Regions from separate parts of the Homo sapiens genome. Here regions 2 and 3 are each linked to region 1. A link is an interaction called in ENCODE POLR2A ChIA-PET data of the cell type or tissue named here. Cell type or tissue: HepG2. All regions are shown on one strand. Region 1 has its middle 11 kb from the start of UPK3A. Region 2 overlaps FBLN1 (fibulin 1). Region 3 overlaps NUP50-DT (NUP50 divergent transcript).

The links. Peaks named below come from ENCODE experiments on the same cell type or tissue, not always from the same donor. Only the 100,000 strongest peaks of a DNase experiment are listed, where the experiment ranks them.
Region 2: POLR2A ChIA-PET joins it to region 1 with 10 read pairs; 3 of 35 experiments call an interaction of 5 or more read pairs at or near these places.
Region 3: POLR2A ChIA-PET joins it to region 1 with 11 read pairs; 4 of 35 experiments call an interaction of 5 or more read pairs at or near these places.

The regions. Positions count from the first base shown.
Region 1 is chr22:45,272,351-45,274,850 of GRCh38, forward strand. No RefSeq gene overlaps it. Among named protein-coding and RNA genes, the nearest start is that of UPK3A, 11 kb to the right of the region's middle. In HepG2, no CTCF peak of the experiment used is centred here; DNase peaks (open chromatin) are centred at 301 and 1,331; H3K4me3 peaks cover 278 bases.
Region 2 is chr22:45,503,872-45,506,371 of GRCh38, forward strand. The region is part of intron 1 of FBLN1 (fibulin 1); the gene reads left to right. Among named protein-coding and RNA genes, the nearest start is that of FBLN1, 2.2 kb to the left of the region's middle. RefSeq lists enhancers at 1-239, 240-853, 854-1,467, 1,468-2,081, 2,082-2,500. In HepG2, no CTCF peak of the experiment used is centred here; no DNase peak of the experiment used is centred here; H3K4me3 peaks cover 1,720 bases.
Region 3 is chr22:45,157,635-45,160,134 of GRCh38, forward strand. All of the region lies in intron 1 of NUP50-DT (NUP50 divergent transcript), which reads right to left. Among named protein-coding and RNA genes, the nearest start is that of NUP50-DT, 4.9 kb to the right of the region's middle. RefSeq lists a silencer at 2,074-2,368. In HepG2, no CTCF peak of the experiment used is centred here; DNase peaks (open chromatin) are centred at 1,537 and 2,207; H3K4me3 peaks cover 937 bases.

The sequences.
Region 1 (2,500 bases):
CTTGTTTGAAGCTAGGAGTTCGAGACCAGCATGGGCAATAAAGCAAGACCCCATGGTATGCGCCCGTAGTCCCAGCTACGCAGGAGACTGAGGCGGGAGGATTACTTGAGCCCAGGAGGTCGAGGCTGGAGTGAGCTATGTTTGGGCCACTGCACCCCAGCCTGGGTGACAGAGCAAGACCCTGCCTCTAAAAAAATAAAGTAAAATAGGCCAGCCCTGCTGGGGCCGTGCTGGTGGCTGGACTCTGAGCTTCCCTCTGAGCCTTGGTCTCTTCACCAAAACCACTTGGGGGTGGATCTGACTCACATAGAGGCCCCTGCCGCTGGTCAGGCACTGCCTGGGATGGACCACGCAGGATGGGGGTGGGCAACGGTAAAAATACACCAAGGCCCAGAGTCCAGGCTCCTAGTGTCCAGCTATCACTGGGGCCTAGGAGTGCCCACCCCAACCCTCCATCCACAAGAACTCCTGAAACGGGACTCGGGATCACAGCATCCATTCAGTTTTTGTCTGGGTCCAGTGGCTCACGCCTGTAATCCCAGCACTTCAGGAGGCCCAGGTGGGAGGGTCACTTGAGCTCAGGAGTTCGACACCAGCCAGCGCAACATAGTGAGACCCCTTCTCTTCTAAAAGAATGTATCTGGGCTGGGTGCCGTGGCTCACGCCTGTAATCCCAGCACTTTAGGAGGCCAAGGCAGGCAGATCACGAGGTCAAGAGATCGAGACCATCCTGGCAAACATGGTGAAACCCCGTCTCTACTAAAAAATACAAAAAAATTAGCCGGGCGTGGTGGCGGGCACCTGTAGTCCCAGCTACTTGGAAGGCTGAGGCAGGAGAATGGCGTGAACCCGGGAGGCAGAGCTGCAGTGAGCCGAGATCGCACCACTGCACTCTAGGCTGGGCAACAAAGCGAGACTCCATCTCAAAAAAAAAAAAAAAAAAAAGTGTATCCAGAGATCTGGCAGGAGACTCAGGGAAAAATCACTGCAGCGTTGTAACCCCATTTTTCTCCTCTGTAAAGCGGGGGTGGCATGGACAGTCTCCTCGAGTTGCTACAGGGTTGAAGGGGCACTGTTTGGGAGCTGTGAGGTGCTCCTGCTTCCACCCGGGGCCTGCACGAGTCCTCCTGGCTCTGAACCCCCGACCCAGGACTGGCTCAGGGTGAGGGGTCAGTGGTCCGCATGGTGGAGAGAGAGAAATTCTGAGCCAACAGACTCTGTTCAGGGGACAGGAAAGGCCCTCATCCCCGCTGGCTTCCAGATCTCCCAGATAAGGAGAAATTAATGTTTGATCTGAGCTTCATTCCAGAGACAGACAAACCAGTTTACTGCTGCTGACTGAGAGGACACCCCACCCCTGCTATCGCACCTCACCGCCCTTTGGACTTGACACAGGACTTCTCCTGGGCCCCATGGGTCCCATTGTCCTCAGGCCCCTGTGCTTAGCATGGACCGGGCAGTCGGTGGGCCTGGGGGATGTTTGCTAAAATCAGGTTGCAAATCCAGCCCGCCACCTTCCGCCACTTCTTAGTGGGAGAAGCTGCCTCCGAAGCCAGGGATGGGACCCTCATCAGGAAGTCAGCCTCATGGATCCCAACGTAGACGCTGCCAGGAGGAGAAGAACACAGAGATCTGACTGCCTCACTGAGCAGCTGTTAGCCTTGGCCGAGCCACTTCCCCTCTCTGGGCTCCAGACCCTCAGCTGTAGAAAGGAGTCTTAATCCCTTCTCCCCTCCAAATCTGCTCTTCCCCATCTCATCTCAGTTGGGAGCTCCCCAACTCCATCCTTTTGGCTCCTCAGGCTAGAACTAGGGTCCCCCTTGACTCCTCCCTCACTCTCACCCCACCTCCAGTCCATCAGCAAAGTCCTGTGGGCCCAACCTTCAAAATACATCCACCACGAGAACTTTCCTCCGGCCCGCACCGGTGCCAGCCTGCACCACGCCATGCTGCTCCCTCCTTTACCTATCTGGTGTGATCCAAGACGAACTTAGCACCTAGAAAGAGCCTTCCGTCTTCCACGCATGTTAATTAGAAAATTTACCTGTTTGGCCTGGCACGGTGGCTCGTGCCTGTAATCCCAGCACTTTGGGAGGCCGAGGAGGGTGGATCACCTGAGCTTGGGAGTTCGAGACCAGCCTGACCAACATGGTGAAACCCCGTCTCTTCTAAAAATACAAAATTAGCCAGGTGTGGTGGTGCATACCTGTAATCCCAGCTACTTGGGAAGCTGAGGCAGGAGAATCGCTTGAACCCAGGAGGTGGAGGTTGCGGTGAGCCAAGATCGCGCCGTTGGACTCCAGCCTGGGCAACAAGAGTGAAACTCTGTCTCAAAAAAAAAAAAAGAAAGAAAGAAAGAAAGAAAATCTACTCATTCATTCATTCATCAAACACTGCTGAGAATGTGCCCTATGCAGGACACGGGAGGAGGAGGATTTGGGCCAGGCCTTGGAGAATGGGGGGCTTCCATGATGGAACGTGCAGCATGGGCACCCCAGGC
Region 2 (2,500 bases), 230 kb after region 1:
CAGCCCGCGCTTTTCTCCCCTCTAACCCTCAAGGCCTGGTCCCTGGGGGGACTGCCACGAGGTCCTCTGATCAGAGCAGCTGCTGGGCGGCAGAGCTATGACCTGTGACCTCTCTGCTGACCCGTGGCTTCTCAGAGCCACTAGCCAGGCCCGGCACTCCTGGCGTCTTTGTTTCTCCAGTGGCCCAGGTCCAGGGGAGTGCCCTAGACCACCCTCAGAATCCGAGTCTTAATCCCTGGTTTAGTTGAGTTCCTTTTAACCTCTGGTGACCGCCTTTGTTAGTCAAAAGGTCGCTTGTCCCAACTAATGCTCACTGGGGGATTCCAGGAAGGGGGCTGAAGGGGGCTGGAGGGGGAGGGGAGGCTGGGAGCTGAGCTCTACAGAGCTTTCTTGACTGGCTGGCTGCAGCAGAGCCCTGTGGAGCTCTGATTGTTCAGGCGGTGCTGGGCACGGCCTGGGCACCTCGTGGGGTTGGAGATGGTGTGGGGAGGCGCAGAGCTCAGTGTTGGCACCAGGAGCCTTCGCAGCCCCTGGGGGCTCCCTGGAGGCTCTTTAGAAGAGATGGAGCTTGATGTAAGGGGAGCGCGGGAAGAGGGCATTCCAGCAAGCAGCAGGCCGGGTGGCTGCCAGCTGGAGGGAAAACCCCGAGGGGCCCTGGGTGATGGGTGGGTGGGACATCCGAGACTCCTGTTAGAAAAGGAAGGAGCCTCAGAGGCCCCGATTGTGTCGATGAGGAAGCTGAGGGCCTGAGAGAAGGCGTGGTAAAACTCTCCCTGGCCCCGGAGTCTCTGCGTTCCCTCTCACTGTTCTTTTCTGTCTGCGGTTTGCGAACAATTTCTCCCTATGTGTGTGTGACTGAATGAACACCCCAGGACTTGCGGGCCCAGTGTGGCTCACTGCTGAGCCACAGAGAAGTTTGTAATTGGAAGGGTTTAAAAAAGCCTCCTAATTGCACACTTCGATAAAAGCAGCTGGATGTCCTGTGGGCCTTTTGTTTCTTTTGGGGAGAAGTCTCTTTGAGTTTCAACAGGTTTAATTTGGTACAGTTTGGGAAGGGGCTTTTGAAGACTGCCTGGCCCCTATCTGCAGCTGTGAGGCCCCCGAAGCCCTGTATGTAAGGCCACAAGTGGCACCGCCCCTGCTCTCAGAGAGCTGTGGGGCCGCAGATGGTGAGCCTGTTAGCTGATCTGCAGAAACTCCTTTGGCGACGGCCGCTTAAATGGAGAAGGGCGCTGATCTTTCTTGCCAAACGGCCGAGAGGAGCCGCCTGTCTGTCCTGTGTCTGTCCGTCCCGTTGGGCTTTACTGAGAGCTGGGTGGGAGGGAGTGGAGAGGAGGAGGTGTTAGGAAAAGACGATTGTGTTTTCTCCAAGGCTTTCTTGGCCTCTGGCTGCAGCCGGGCAGCGTTTCCGACTGATTAAAAGAAAGTTGGGAGGGAGAACAAAGGCCAGGGAGGACTTGGCTTGAAAACGTGTGGTCTGTGCCGCCACTCCTGGAAGTTTCCCAGTCAGGAGGTGGGGGCCAGGGCACTGAATGCATGAAGATGAGACTCTGTGCCATGGGGGTCAGGGCTGGGGCCTCTCCTGCAGCACCCACAGCTCTGGCTCACGCCCCGCTCCTGGCCCTGCTGAGTGCCCCCCAACTCAGGGCTGCATTTGCCACCCCTGTTAGGTGTGTAGGGCAGGAGTAGGGGCACGCGGCTGACTCATCTTCAGGTCCTGGAGGGCTCCACGGGCCTTGTGAGACTAGAAATCAGTTTGCATCAGAAAAAGCCATGAGATGGTTTGGTGGTTTTCTCATTTATAAAATGAAGGGAACAAAAACCTACTTAGGTTGTCTTGAGGATTAAGAGAGAGAACATAGGATAGTGTCTACCATGGCAGCTATATTATTATTATTATTATTTTATTTTATTTTTGAGACGGAGTTTCGCTCTTGTCGCCCAGGCTGGAGTGCAATGGCATGATCTCGACTCACTGCAACCTCCGCCTCCCGAGTTGAAGCGATTCTCCTGCTTCAGCCTCCCCAGCAGCTGGGATTGCAGGCGCCCATCACGCCCAGCTAATTTTTGTACTTTTAGTAGAGATGGGGTTTCACCATCTTGGCCAGGCTAGTCTCGAACTCCTGACCTCAGGTGATCCACCTACCTCGGCCTCCCAAAGTGCTGGAATTACAGGTGTGAGCCACCGTGCCGGCTGGCAGCCCTGTTATTAATGTTAGCTATTATTCCTGTTGTCCCCTTCTCTAGGAAGTGTTGGCACCAGGAGCCTTCGCAGCCCTTGGGGGCTCCCTGGCGGCTCCTTGGAGGAGATGAGGCTTGATGTGAGGGGAGCGCGGGAAGAGCGCAATTCTGCCAATACCCCAGAATTGTTTTCCCCAAGATGCCTCTGCACATTCTACTACTACTGAATTTCCCAGCCAGGCGCTGAGCAGAAGGCCCCATGGGGCTATAGGACTGGTAGTCGTCAGTGCCAAACCCGTGTCAGGAAAGGTGGTGTTCT
Region 3 (2,500 bases), 110 kb before region 1:
AGTAGGTCAACACAGTGAAAGCAATGACAGAGCATGTACAGGCAGACTGAGACCTGGTTTGGTACAAATCTCAAAGAGAGGGTCTTCCAGTCGTCACTGGTAAACTCAGCTCTTTCCCCACTTTGTATCGATTTACGCAGAGGACATTCAACTGTAAACGGTAACCAGGTTTTAGTCGCTGGCCAGGGAAGGGGCTCTTAACTCTAAATGCCCCTTCTCCCCAAACACTAGAAGGCATGGAGTTTTTAGGACTAGGTGTGGGACAGGAGAGGAATGTTAGCATGTGCAAAGTGAGACTCTAAATGTGCACACACAATTCATAAACATACGTCTTCATACATCACATGTACACAAAATGGTGGAGACTTTCTTTTAGGAGAAGGAATTTTAGCATTATAACGACATGATAATGATCTGAAGCCAACCAGGGGTTGCCTATCCTGTTCCGCTCTGCAGTCTTATCTTCCTCTGGTATCTGATAAGGGGTCAGGAAGCTCTGGCACCATCCTGGGGCCATCTGGTTTCTTTAAGCAGTTGTGCCTATAAAGGGACTGAAGAAAAATAGTAAGAAAAAGGAGATTTTCCAGTTATTTCATCCAGCACCCTCCCCCCACCTCTCCACCTCTATAAAACCCATCCATCCTAGGAGGTCATTTAGCTCCAAGATGTGAATGTTTAATCGCTTCTGCTTGCATCGATTTCTCCCTCCTCGGAATGCAGAACAATTTTTGCCCCATCATCATTGACTGGTGACATCTCTTGATGGTTTTATTATTTAATTGGCTAATTTTGTTCTCAGAAAAAAGATACGCTTTTATAAGCCACAGTATCTTTAAGTTTTTTTACGTACTATATATTGTTACTTTTTTAGTGACCATAAAGCCTCAAGAAAAAATAAATAACAGCATTAGAAAACTTAGCCATTACTTTTAATCCTTCTGCACTGAAGCCTAAAATATGAAAAAATGTGAAAAATAGAAGTTGTGAAAGTTTCTGAGTGTCCAGCAGATTGGAATCTCTAGGACAAAATAAGTCATGTGCTCTGCCCAAAGTCTCGAGGCAATCCAGTTGAATCCCAGTTTAGTTAAGTCTTTCTTAAAGAGCCAAATGTGTTCATATTGAAAGAGATTCAGTCTAGAATCTATGAATGGGGACAGGGAGTCCCTGACCTCTGGCCAACATTTCAAAAAGCCTACTGGAAATCATAAATCTAACTCATAATAAAACTGCTCTGGCTAAAACACAGCTCTTTGCTTTTAGCCAGAGTTACAGGAACTCAGCTCAATATTAGTGGCGGTCTAGAAGCCAAAACCGCCGAATGTCAGTCACACTTTTTTGTTTTTGTTCTTTTAAGCCTCAGTGGGGGTGAAAGTTATATTTTTGATCAGTTAAAAAAAAAATGAAACTGAATTCCCATTTCACAAATATTTTACTTGTGTTGAAACAAGGTCTTGCTCTGTCGCCCAGGCTGGAGTGCAGTGGTGCAATCACAGCTCACTACAACCTCGACCTCTCGGGGTTAAGCAATCCTCCCACGTCAGCCCTCCCAAGTAGCTAGAACCACCACGTGCCACCACGCCCAGCTAATTTAAACAGTTTTCGTAGAGATAGGGTTTTGCCATGTTGCCAAGGCTGGTCTCAAACTCCTGGGGTCAAGCGATCTGCCTACGTTGGCCTCCCAAAGTGCTGGGATTACAGGCGTGAGCCACCATGCCCGGCCTGTTTTTTAAAAATTTTCCATTTTTGTTTTTTGACGAGACGAGGTCTCATTATGTTGCTCAGTCTGGTCTCCAACTCCTGGGCTCAAGCAATCCTCCTGCCTTGGTCTCCCAAAGTGTTGGGATTACAGGTGTGAGCCACTACACCTGGCCAAAATATTTTACAGTAAAATATTTTAAAACAAGAATTAGAAAAATATTAGCATTAGAAAAAAATGAAAATCTTTTGAGCTGTTTAGGGGAGAAAGCTCCAAGGAACTTAAAAACAAGTGATACTGTCTTATTTAACAGTCCATTTACTCAGCCCCATACTGTGTGCTTTACCTAAGTGTTCACACTTAATCTGTACAACCAAATGAAGGTACATAATACACCCTCGCTTTACAGATGAGGAAACTTGAGCTCAGAGCTCAGTTTGTCCAAGGCTGCCAAGCTGGTAAGTGATACGGCCAGGAGATTAACTCCAAAGCCCCACTGCCAGGCAGATAACAGAACATTTCCTGTTTTCATTCCTTAACATTAGGAGCAAAGTGTAGTTCTGTAGGCTTCCTGTTGGGTGTTTTCTGGTAAATCGTAACAGGAATGACTCCAGGTCGAGGTTTAAGCCTACCTAAAATGAAGGCCAGAACACAGCTAGAACACAGCAATATTATCTTGCCATTTTCTTTGCTAGGTTAAACTGGGCTTGAATGATCTGAGACATTTATGACCTGATCACTGTGGCAAAACTGATACAAAGCTGGCTCCTGGCATGGACCTCTAACAGCAGAAAGAAAGGCAGG